Regions from separate parts of the Homo sapiens genome. Here region 2 is linked to region 1. The links are chromatin contacts, found by Hi-C or POLR2A ChIA-PET in ENCODE. All regions are on one chromosome and are shown on one strand. Each heading gives the region's core, a stretch centred on a gene start or an enhancer-like site at or near the end of the contact. The rest is flanking DNA. Distances are from core to core; before and after follow the strand shown.

Region 1 (6,050 bases), core at 585-3,084:
CACGCCAAACATTTCACTTTCTTCATAAATTACCATAACGTTATTTGAACCACCTGTAACAGTTCTTCCCAACTTTTTATACTCTTTGAAAATGTCTGCACACTTTCCACTAAATCCAGAAATCCTCCATTCTTATCAAAACTGCCAAATTTCAAAAACAAGTACAACCAGTCTTGTATTGTAGTTCTATAATTTAAAAAACAAGATTTCCCTATGTGTCCAGACTTGAGGGATTTTTCTCGACTGCAAATGCTCTGAGATGCATTAACAATATACACTAGTTAACAAGGTCCCAGACAATTCTTGTTGCTAAGACTGCATTTTGCAAAAATTACACCATTTCAAACCATTCAAGCAAGAAGCTCTAAAATACTGCAGTCACAAGCCTAGCCTCTCCCTTCAACAAACCTTCAGTTGCCATCACACTTTTTTCCAGTGGGTTATACTGACTCTATTATTGAATAATATAAAACGGTCCCTACCAACTTCTTCAATTTATATTAGGTTATCTCTGAGAATCCTGGAGCCAAGGAGGGTTTTAGGGCCCAGAAATCTCTTAAAGTCTGCAATTCTCAGCATGACACCACGCAGATGAGTAAATGTTTAGCACTTAATACTGAGTAACCCTCACAAGAGCCCCTCAGATTTGTCACTATAAAGCACACGTTGGAGGCACACAAAAAGCCCGTACGTTTACAACCTAGCAGCTAAGCCTGCTGCACTGGCGTCCAACCCCGTCACTAACCTGTAGATCCTCAAAGTCCCTCCCACCACCCAATTCACGTGGCTGCAAACTAATGCAGCCAAGCTTCAGAGAAACTCAATTAACTCTCCATCAAAAGCACCCACCCTCCGCAGCCCACTGGATCTCGTCCTCCTGAAATGCCACAGGATCCTCTCCCGAGGGAGCCGTAAATGTGCTGCTCACAGCAGCCCCTTCCCTACTGGGGGACCAAAGGCCTGGCATCTTACTACAATTCTCAGAGCCTCAGGAGGCGTACTCACCCCACCCCCTCACCTCCTAGCTTCAGACGCCGGCTTCTCAAAACTGCTACACCCTCGAGTAAAGCCCCTCCCCAGCAATGGACCTCGGAGGCATTTCACTGCAAACCCCTCCACCTTCAGGCCACGAAGGCGGCCGGTTGTGACACTTCCTTTCTGAACTCACAGGAGTGTACCGACTACAGCTTCCTCCCCACAGGTGTGACCTGGGTCCCCTTTTGCTGGTAGGCCACAAAGGCCTCCTTTCCATTTCGGGTTGAAGGAGTGTCCTCACTACGATTATCTCCCCACCTCCAGGCACAGAGATGTAGTTATAACCTCTGCTTCACTGGGGGAGACAAGAAATCCTCCGTACTCGGGATGTAGGCGTGTTTTTACTGCAGTCCCCGTTAGCTCGCAGGCCGCTGAGCCAGCCAGCTCTGGCCTGCCCCCTCTCAGACCACGGGGGAGTCCTCGCTATGGCCTCGTCCCCACTTCGGTACGCAGGCTCATCCTCTTGCGTCCTCCTTGCATCCTCTCAGATCTCAGAGGCCTAAGTGGCATCCCACTCCCCCTGCAGCCCTGCCTCGACCCTTTGTGTGGGGCGCTAGTTGCCGCGGGCTCGAAGGCCTCCGAAGGCCCCGCCCCGGGCCACCAAGGGGCACCACGAGCCCCGCACAGCCCCACCCGTTCAGGGGCTGCGGGAGTCTTACCGGGGAAAGCTGCGCGGCACCAGAACCCAGACCCCGAATTACCCCCCGCGCGAGTGCCTCCGCCCCGCGGCCGACAGCCCCAGCCCGAACGGCTTCCCGGAGCCCAACGCAGCCACCACCTCCTTCGCCGCTTCACAAAATGGCCGTCGGCCCGCTCAGCGGCTCCGCGTTCCAGAAGGGGGAGGAACGGCGTGGTTGACGTCAAGGGGCCGCGCAAGCGCGCTGACGGTCTCGGGCGATCTCCCGGAAGTTACTGGGTTTTGTGCTAAGAGGGGGATATTCAGTCCCTGCTTGCGACTGTTGGCGCACAGGACCGACCTTGGGCTAGTGGCCCTGGCGGGTGGGCTGGGTATGAGTGTCTAGCTTGGCCCTTCACTGCAAGACTGTGCAAATTGCTTCACGTCTTCCAGTTTCCGCGGAAGGAGCGAATTGTGCTTACCTCTAAGTTTTTTGAGGATTAAATGGACCACAACGTGGTGGCTAGTTATTATATCCTGACAAAACAGCCAAAACCTGATTCTTTTTTCCCATTTAAGAGTTTATACAGGCCGGGGGCCGGGCGCGGTGGCTCACGCCTGTAATCCCAGCACTTTGGGAGGCCGAGGCGGGCGGATCACGAGGTCGGGAGATCGAGACCATCCTGGCTAACACGGTGAAACCCCGTCTCTTCTAAAAAATACAAAAAATTAGCCGGGCGTGGTGGCGGGCACCTGTAGTCCCAGCTACTCGGGAGGCTGAGGCAGGAGAATAGCGTGAACCTGGGAGGCGGAGCTTGCAGTGAGCCGAGATTGCGCCACTGCACTCCGGCCTGGGCGAAAGAGCAAGACTCCATCTCAAAAAAAAAAAAAAAAAAAAAAAAAGTTTATACAGGCCGAGCGCGGTGGCTCACGCCTATAATCCCAGCACTTTGGGAGTCCGAGAAGGGCGGATCATGAGGTCAGGAGTTCGAGACCGGTCTGGCCAACAAGGCAAAACCCAGCCTCTACTAAAAATACAAAAACTAGCTGGGTGTGGTGGCGGTGCTTGTGGTCCCAGCTACTTGGGAGGCTGAGGCAGGAGAATCGCTTGAACCCGGGAGGTGGAGGTTGCAGTGAGCCCAGATGGCGCCATTGCACTCCACCCTGGATGACAAAAGCGAAACTTCGTCTCAGAAAAAAAAACAAAAAAAGAGTTTTAATCTAGGGCAGGGCGCAGTGGCTCACGCCTGTAATCCCAGCATTTTGGGAAGCCGAGGCGGGCGGATTACCTGAGGTCAGGGGTTCAAGACCAGCATGGCCAACATGGCGAAACCTCGTCTCTACTAAAAATACAAACATTAGCTGGGCGTGCTGGCTGGCGCCTGTGGTCCCAGCTACCAGGGTGGCTGAGGCAGGAGAATCGCCTGAATCCGGGAGGTGGCGGTTACAGTGAGCCAAGATAACGCCATAGCACTCCAGCCTAGGCGACAGAGCAAGATTCCGTCTCAAAAAAAAAAAAAAAATTAAATCCATCGTGACCCCTCCACGGCTTCACTATAGTATTATTTTATTATAGAAAAAGCTATTCTCTGGCTGGGCGTGGTGGCTTACGCCTGTAATCCCAGCACTTTGGGAAGCCGAGGTGGGAGGATCACGAGGTCAGGGGATGGAGACCATCAGGAGAGCGAGACTACATCTCAAAAAAAAAAAAAAAGAAAGCTGTTCTCAAGCCGCTTTGGGCCTAGCCCCCCGAACTTCATGCCCCTGCTAATTAAAAGCTGGATGTGGTGGCTTAAGTCTGTAGTCCTAGCTACTCGGGAGTTAGAGGCAGGAGGATCCCTTGAGCCCAGGAGTCCGAGGCTGCAGTGAGCTATGATTGCATCACTGCACTTTAGCTCAGGTAACAAGAGCAAGACCCTATCACTTAAAAAAAAGAAAAAAAAGGTTGAAATTATCACAATTCCAACAACCTTTCGGGATTTCTATGGCAGACTGGACTGGTGCTAGCCCAGTATGCCAAAAACAGCAAGTTGGAAAACCAGGCCACACTGTTAAACTAAACCTATGCTTTATAGGTTTTTATAGGTTTGCTCTGTGTAGGTAAAACATAGTCCATTAAAAACAAAACCTACTAAATGCAATGTAGCATCCAGGGTTGGATCCTGGAACAGAAAAAAGACAGGAAAACTGGTGAAAGCTGAATAAAATCTGAAGTTTAGGCCGGGCATAGTGCCTCACACCTGTAATCCCAGCATTTTGGGAGGCCAAGAGGCAAGAGGATTGCTTCAAGACCAGCCTGAGCAACACAGGCCCAGTCTCTATAAAAAAATCTTTAATAATTTTAGAAAATCACGTTTCATTAATACTAATATACCAATGTTAACCTCTAAGTTTTGACAAATGTACCATAGTTTTCTTTTGTTGTTTTTTTTTTTTTTTTTTGAGACAGAGTCTCACTCTGTCATCTAGGCTGGAGTGCAGTGGCACAATCTCAGCTAACTGCAACCTCCACCTCCAGGTTCAAGCAATTCTCCTGCCTCAGCCTCCCAAGTAGCTGGGACTACAGGTGCGTGACACCACGCCCGGCTAATTTTTTGTATTTTTAGTAGAGACGGGGGTTTCACCGTGTTAGCCAGGATGGTTTCCATCTCCTGACCTCGTGATCCACCTCCCTCCGCCTCCCAAAGTGCTGGGATTACAGGCATGAGCCACCGCGCCTGGCCTTGTTTTTTGAGACGGAGTCTTGCTCTGTTGCTTAGGCTGGAGTGTGGTGGCACCATCCCGGCTCACTGCCACCTCGGCTCACTGCTACTTCTGCCTCCAGGGTTCAAGCTATTCTTGTGCCTCAGCCTCCCAAGTGGCTGGGATTACAGGCACCCACCACCATGCCCAGCTAATTTTTGTATTTTTAGTAGAGACAGGGTTTCGCCATGTTGGCCAGGCTGGTCTCAAACTCCTGACCTCACGTGATCTGCCTACCTCAGCCTCCCAAAGTTCTGGGATTACAGGCATGAGCCACAGCACCCAGCCTATTGTTGTTTTTGAGACAGGGTCTCACTCTGTCGCTCAGGCTTGAATACAGTGGTGCGATCAAGGCTCACTGCAACCTTGATCTCACGGGCTGAAGCGATCCTCCCACCTCAGCCTCCCAAATAGCTTGGACTACAGGTGGGCACCACCACGCCTAGATAATTTTTGTATTTTTTTGTAGAGTAAAGGTTTTGCCATGTTGCCCAGGCTAGTCTTGAATTCCTGAGCTCAAGCAATCCATCCACCTTCGCCTCCCAAAGTACTGGGATTACAGGTGTGACCCACCACACCCAGCCAAATTAGCATAGTTTTATGTAAGACTTTTTAATTAGAGGAAAACTGGTAATAGATCTACAACTCTACTATCTTTGCAACTTTTCAGTAAATCTAAAATTATTCTAAGTAAAAAAGATATTTTTCAACAAGAAAAATTCTATAATTTCATCTCCTCCTTCCACTGTCCATCTACATTTACCAAACTTTAGCCCAGTGGCTTTCAAACTTTCCTGTCCCCCTGCTACTGGCAAGTATGAAAAGCAATTAAACTTTTTTGACCATTATCCACAATAAGAAATACATTTATAACCTGGTATACAAATTCAAATATATCATCAAAATATATTCTTAAAATATGCATAAATGTACTCTAACATACTATCTCCTTTTTTAAGTACTGGTAACTACCCACCTATGGGTTCAGACCCACAAATGAAAAGCTCTAGTTACAATGGCCTTCTCTTGGTTTCTAAAGTATAATACTTTGTGCTTTATCACACTTCAGGCCCTTAGCTCTTGCCATTCCTTCTCACCTCTCATTTCTAGATTAGCGAGCTCTTCATATTTATAAGCACTACCTCCTCAGAAAAACTTTCCTCAAACACCCAGCATGGTAGGTTTTCCCTGCTATGTCCTCTTACCACTTAATTCTTTCATAGCACTTATCACAATCTATAACATTGTTTATTTGTTTAATTATTTTCCATCTCTCCACTAAAATTTAAAACTCAGTGAGGGCAGGGTCTTTTTTGGTCCTGTTAACCAGTGTATTCCTAATACCCAGAACAAATCTGGCTCCTGGCAGGCATTCAAATAATTCTTAAATGAAGAGATACAAAAGCCCACTGAGTCATTTATGCAAATCAGATGGAGTGGCGGTCTTCTCCACAATTCCCAAGTACAGCTTCCACTTTTCCCTCAACCTCTCATAAAGTCACAGAGTAAATAGAAGGTGAGTTTATTTCTCCAGTCTTGAAATTAACAATTTTCAAGAAAACAAATTATTAGAATAACTGGTGGAGTCACAGACATATTTCTAGCTCCATTAGGTCAAAGGAAAGGAAAGAGGACAAGGGTAGAAAGGAGACAAGCC
Region 2 (5,901 bases), core at 2,488-4,987, 360 kb before region 1:
GGGGATTGGCAGAGTCAGGGAAAGGTGCTGATGGCCAAGAAGTGAGGGCTCACCAACATCAGACACGATAGATCCAATCTGGCTCCTTCAAAGGCAGCTCCATACTGCAAGTTGCTGTGTTGCACGACGACAAACTCCTGAGCAGACAGGACTAGCTCTGTAGGCAGGGACCATCAGATGCTGGAGGGACTCACCCAGGGCCTGCATGAACACTGGCTGACTGGGATGCTAAGAAGGGGAGTCAGGTTCTGGACCAGGGCTGGACCAAATGACCTTTCAAGTTCCTTCCAAATCTGAGCTTCCAGGATTCTAAAGCAAGCCCGGTAGCTGAACTGGTGCCATGAGCTGGGATCTGTGGCTGGGGAGCTACCCTGGGCAGCAAATGGGTTAAAGCTCAAATAACTTTTATATATGAATTAATGTGTAGAGTTGGGAGCCAAAATCTGTTCCATTAATTTTTCCATCCATTCCAGGAGCAGTTAGGTACACACAGTAAAGTTTATTTTGGTGCATGGTATACTTCACTCCATTAAAAATAAATTAATCAGCAAATTCCTGCCTGGCTCAGCTCTGGTTTATGTAAATAGTGCCCAGCTGTAATGAGTTACAAGGTGTTATTATCTCACACACACACAGGAGGCTTCACTCTAGAGCTCCGCTCGCAACAAAAGCATCTTAAATAAACTGAGAGAAGCGGTTTGATTTGTAATGTTTTCACAGAAGTGGGATATACCTCACCCATATAGAGTTTCTTTATATGACTCATTTTATAGCAAGTTAAATGAAGGAAGTTTGATGGGGGAGGGAGGGGCAATATGGTTCCCCACCCCCTTTCTTCACTTTAAGAAAATCCCCCAAGAGATGACCCGCACTGAGGGAGGAGGGGCTGGTCCTCAGGTGCTCAGACCAAGGTGGCTCTGCAGCACGTGCTTCAGAAGTTGGGAAGGGGGACCAAAGCTGGGCACAGGTCTGGGTCTGCTACAACTAAGCCAGGAGGAATGTTCTCTTCTCCCCAGTATCTCATGAAAGGGGAGGCCAAGACAGGAGACAGCATGTTCCTCATTCAGTTCACTGGGAGTGACAAAGGTGACTTTGTTCTCAAGGCCTCCTTCCAAATGACTTAGGATGTGAAAGCCCTTGGTCATCAGAGGCCTCCTGGGTCCCAGACGACAGGCCTGGCTGGCTGTATCTTGGCCTGAACAGAGACACATCTCCATGAACTAGAGGCAAGAGCAGCAGAGACCATCCCAGCCTCTTCCCTTTCTCCGTCTCTAACTGAGCTGCGCGGTGCCCTCATTACTGCGTCCACCATCTCAGGCAAGTTTCTAAGTCCCTGGAATAAAGAAGGGCCATGGCAGAGAGAAGTCTCTGTTTCTTTTAATGGCCAACTCAACCCCATGGCTGAAAGCCGAGGGACAACGCGTGGTCACCGACCGGACTCGGCAGCATTACAATCTGCTCCTAGGCCACAGCAGGCCCTGGGGGGTTTCCCTTTTGAACCTACACCATCCCTTCCTTGGCCTTTGGGAAAAGCTATCAGTCACATGTAGTTGCTGGAGGGGGTTGGGGAGTGTGTGCTGGGGGACTCTCACTCGGGGCTTCCCCTAAGGGAGAGGACACCCCGGGAGAGCTAGGGGTTCTCCCAGCCCTGTACCCCAGCAGATCAGACTCCTGGGCACACTAAGAGGAAACTCAACACAAATGGGGCCAGGTATTTGACAGATGCTGTTCAGAGGTCAGTTCAGGCCACTTTCTGCAGGGTCCTGGACCAACAGGCACTTCTCTCCTGGAGGTTCCTCGAAGCCAGCTGGCGGGCCGTGCGGAGGGCCCAGCCCATCAAAGTCCCTCGTCGTTGTAAGTCGGAGAATGGGGCTTCAGGATGCTCTGAGGATTCTTCTCCACTAGAGGGCGCCAGCTCACCTCCCCTGTCAGAAGCAGATCCTCCCCGTTCATGGAGTCCAGGTACTGTATCTGCAACCAGGGGAGGGGGAAGGAGGAAGCGACAGAGGCAGGGCAGAGGTGAGGAGCCAGCGTCAGGAACCAGCCTCCCAGAGGAGAGGAAGGAAGGGGACGGGGCATGAGGGGGGCTTCTGACCATCCCAGGTCCCAGACCAAGCCGTCCCAGGCCAAGCCGTCTCTGATCTCCTAGATAATTTCACTAAGGTGGTTCAGAGAAAGCAGTCACTGGGGAGCTGGGTGGCGGGGGCAGTTAGGGAATTCCCTATCACACCTCTGAATGGAGACAGACACACACCTCCCAAGGACACGTCTCCCCTACACGCCCTCCCTAGACAGCTCCTGCAGGCCAGGAAGTCAGGGCTTGCAGCGCACACAGCCATGCTGTCCACCCCAGCACTGCTGGGTGAGAGTCCTGATTCTGTCCCTTCCCAGTGCTGCTACCCAGGGTGGCAGCTTCCCCTCTCTGAGATTTAAGTTCCCTTGTCTTGAGAGAGGGGATAGAAACAGGTACCTCACAGGACACATGAAGAGATTCAACAATATGCATATATGCAGTGCTAGGCACTCACGCTTTAAACATATGTATGCCTCTGTTGTCCTCTAGTGGGCCCCTGGTCAGTGGGCCCCAGTATCACCTCTCTAGGACAGTAGGGGCAGACAGCTCTGCCATTAAAATGGTCATCATCCAGAGAAGCCACTGCTGCAGGGCCAGGAGACTTCATCTTAGGCTTTAGGTCATTCCCCCTTCCAAGAATCCACCACTCTGGTTGCTTCCGCTTCCAGCTGCTGACGCTTGAACTCAACCCCAGCCTCTCGCACGTGTCTTGGCTCTGGATTCCCACCTGCCCTGCCATCTCTTCCCTAAAGCCCACTCCTCCCTTACAGTGACTCCATTTCTGCCCCCAGTGCCACCCCTCTGCCCACCTCCTGGGTTGAAAATCTCAACAGAACCTCTGGTTGGCTCTTGGGCCATCGGCCACACCAAACAGTCTGCTCAAGGCCCAGCTCCTGCTCTTCCTTTCCCGGCCTTCAGCACTCTGCCCTCCCTGTATCACATAACAGGCTGGCTTACTCCAGGGTTAGCCGTGTGCCTGGGCTTCCTCACCAAACCATGAGCTGGCTCCTCGAGGGCAGGACTGGGTCTTATTAATCGTTGCTTTCCCAAGAGTACATGGAGCAGCAGGTGCTCAAAAGGTTTGCTGATAGAACTGGGTCCCCACCAAAGCTCCCTGCTTTCCCAAGAACCCCTTCACGGTTTTTCCACTGCCTCTCACTGGGGCCACATGGGACCTCTTGTAGGGACAATGGTTGTGGCAGCCCCTTCCTAGAGGGCCCTCGGAGAAGTCCCAGTGTGTCTTGTTGGGGCTTCTGGCACAAGCCCACCATGGCAGATGGAAATGTTGGGCAGGTCTCTCAGAAAACACAGCATTTGCTTTGCGAATTGCTACTCCCGTCTGAGGGTGAGTCCAGTCAACAGAGTATCAGAATTCTCTGTGAGTGGGGCCCTCTGGCCATGCCGTGCCCTCTCCCTGGCTCTAGCAGATTTGAAGAGTGGTCAAACAGAAGTCCTGGCTCCTGGGATTCTCTACCCTGTGGGTCTGCAGAGCCCCAGTATGTGGTTTTTCCAGCAGTTAACAAGCTAGTCCTATGGGCCCTGTCTTCTCAAGAGCTGAAGTCCAGCCTTGCCTTTCCTGGTTGTTGAAGACCATGAATACAAGTGAACAAGAGAGTAACTGTGGCGTGACACCCCTTCAGCTCCAGGGGCCAGGCCATGAAGCAAAGGTGTGACTCATGGCACAGCCTGAGCTGTCTGAGGCAGCTGAGGCCTCAGTGGTCACATGAATCACACAGCTTGGGGCCCTAGGGCAGCTGTGCAGGCTGACTCACTGGGAGGCCCTGGAAGAGCCTCTATGTCCTCTTCGCTGCCAGTCAGCTCACTCATCTATCAAGTATGAGTTTCCCATCAATACAGGATCTGAGGGCAGGGAGGTCAAGGAATTAATTCCCCGGGGCTTGAGGACAGCTATGTGGGTAAGCAGCCCCCACTGCGGAGCTTTCTCGTAGAAGCTTTGATGTCGGGGAGCCCTGGGGAGCCAGAGGGGTGAGAAACTGAAGTGGGGGGACTCTACTTGACTGTGGAGAGCATCTAGCAGGAAGAGGCTGTCTGTGAAATGCTGCCTGCTGCCCAGTTTTGCTGGAAGTCAGGAGCAGGAAACAAATCCAAGTGGGTAGAGAAGGGGTCCACAGTGGGCAGCTGCTACTACACCACGTGCTCATATCTGCCAGGACTCTGTGGGCCCAGCTGCTAGCATAGCACTGGGCGCACAGTAGGCAATGAGGTGCACAGTGAATGAATGACTCAAAGTTCCTGAGGGCAGGAGACTACTCGATGCCTCTTTCTCTCTCTCTTCCCATTTCCCGCTCCCTGGCCCAGTTCATGGTTGGACATACAGAAGGCGCTCCTTCTTCAGCGTCTAGTGCTGATGTGATCTGGTCAGAATTCTCTCAGGCTGGTCCTTGGTAACTCCACCTCTCATGATCCCCTGAAAGCCCAAGAGGAGGACCCACTGTTGCCAGGACTTGGGAGGGGAGGGAAAGGGTCACTCACCTGTTTCCTCACATACTCTACCAGCAATTCAAGATGTCGAGGGTCTTCACATTTCCGGTTGAAGAAGGTTCTCCAGAGGGCAGCGGCCAGCCCATGATCATCTGAAAGGATCCCCTGGAACATACAGCACAGCAGTGGTCTCCTGAGGGATCCACAGAGCCAGGACACAGACGGTGGGGATACTATGAACATGCTAGCAACCATGGAATCAGCTCAGAAGGGCCCTCCACGCACAAGAGGAAAATGGGGCAGTCACACAGTAGAGGTGGAAGGGGTCTTACAAGGGTATCTGGCCCAATCCCTTCATTTTATTACATACAGAGGGAGAACAGGGGGTCCAGAGGGGCCAAGCCACCAGTTAGGTGATGCAGAGCTGGGACTCAGGCAGTACTCCGTACTGCGCCTGGCCCAGGCAACACTTGAGAGGCTGAGAAGAGAAACAGTAGCAGCAATGCTCCCCCTGCTGTCCATAGCAGCAATGCTCCCCCTGCTGTCCACAGGGCACGGGCTGGGAATATTGTGAATGTATGTTTCTCCCAGGAATGGAGGTGGGCATGGACTGTGCCTTCTTGCTTGGTCCAAGGACCAAGGCAAGGCAACTGGTCCTTGGGGGAAGGGAGCCAGCTACCTTGTCTTCACTCTTACCCAACTCTGGGCCCAGCCTCTCCCTAAGTAGGGGAACAGGATGTTCAGCAGGATTGCTGGGGCCACAGAGGGCCAGGCTCAGAGCTTGCATGTGTGTGTGTGCCTAACGCTGCCTCTTTTGGCAGAGGAGACTTCTGTTGGGAAGCTTAAAGATTACAGAGCAAAATAAGAGCCCCAGCCACCAGCTAAGGACATTTTCTAGCTTGGACCTCTAGAGGAGGGAGGGCTGAGAGTCTTGCTTCCTGGGGTGAAGGTGGCTGATGGAACAGGCCCTGAGAAGTTGCTCTGTCCAGGTGCCAAGGTAGTGTGTGGAATCGATGTGCTGACTTGGAGTTAGAAGGGAGATCAAGTCCTAATTCCACCTCTGCCAAGATCAGTGATGGTGGCAGCTGACTAAACCAAAGTCTCAATCTTCTACTTCTTCAAAACAGATGAAGTTACCTGCTCTACTTATAGCATTCTTGAACTATTTGTTAAGTGTAATCTGTTGGATACAAAGATTAGGAGCATGCTTTGGCAGACAGCGGGGATACAGTCAAAACCGTGGGGTCTGGGAGCCAGAGCACAGAGTTCGAATGCCAGCTGTGTCACTTGATGGCCATGCGGCCTTTAAGAAGCTATTAGCCATTCCTGAGCCTCAGTTTTTCATGAGTCAAACAAGCCTAATAATACCTATCCCACAGAGTTGC

What was found. Hi-C counts contacts between places; a loop is a spot of excess contacts on that map. ChIA-PET counts read pairs that join two places held with the same protein, here RNA polymerase II (POLR2A). Pooled maps may share reads with other maps.
Region 2: a map of chondrocyte shows a loop between it and region 1 (3-fold over the local background). The contact joins the enhancer-like site here to the promoter of CPNE1 in region 1. A Hi-C loop is called at or near these places in 1 of 168 maps with a recorded cell type or tissue (chondrocyte) and 6 of 50 pooled maps. POLR2A ChIA-PET finds 5 or more read pairs at or near these places in 2 of 52 experiments (MCF 10A and activated naive CD8-positive, alpha-beta T cell).

Annotation. Positions count from the first base shown.
Region 1 is chr20:35,663,066-35,669,115 of GRCh38, forward strand. It overlaps CPNE1 (copine 1), which reads right to left and starts at 1,835. Exons shown (of 16, transcript NM_152925.3): 1 at 1,695-1,835. It overlaps RBM12 (RNA binding motif protein 12), which reads right to left and starts at 1,835. Exons shown (of 3, transcript NM_006047.6): 1 at 1,695-1,835. NFS1 (NFS1 cysteine desulfurase) reads right to left here. Exons shown (of 13, transcript NM_021100.5): 13 at 4,987-6,050. RefSeq lists enhancers at 544-663, 658-1,163, 1,004-1,053, 1,374-1,483, 1,668-2,172 and 1 more and a silencer at 1,402-1,696.
Region 2 is chr20:35,302,099-35,307,999 of GRCh38, forward strand. It overlaps UQCC1 (ubiquinol-cytochrome c reductase complex assembly factor 1), which reads right to left. Exons shown (of 10, transcript NM_018244.5): 9 at 4,568-4,681; 10 at 480-1,971. The coding sequence ends at 1,837. Among named protein-coding and RNA genes, the nearest start is that of FAM83C, 13 kb to the left of the region's middle. RefSeq lists enhancers at 2,204-3,024, 3,316-4,515, 3,608-3,902. Within about 2 kb of position 3,738, at least 15 of the 41 ENCODE cell types and tissues checked have a DNase peak (open chromatin) inside an H3K27ac peak, as active enhancers do.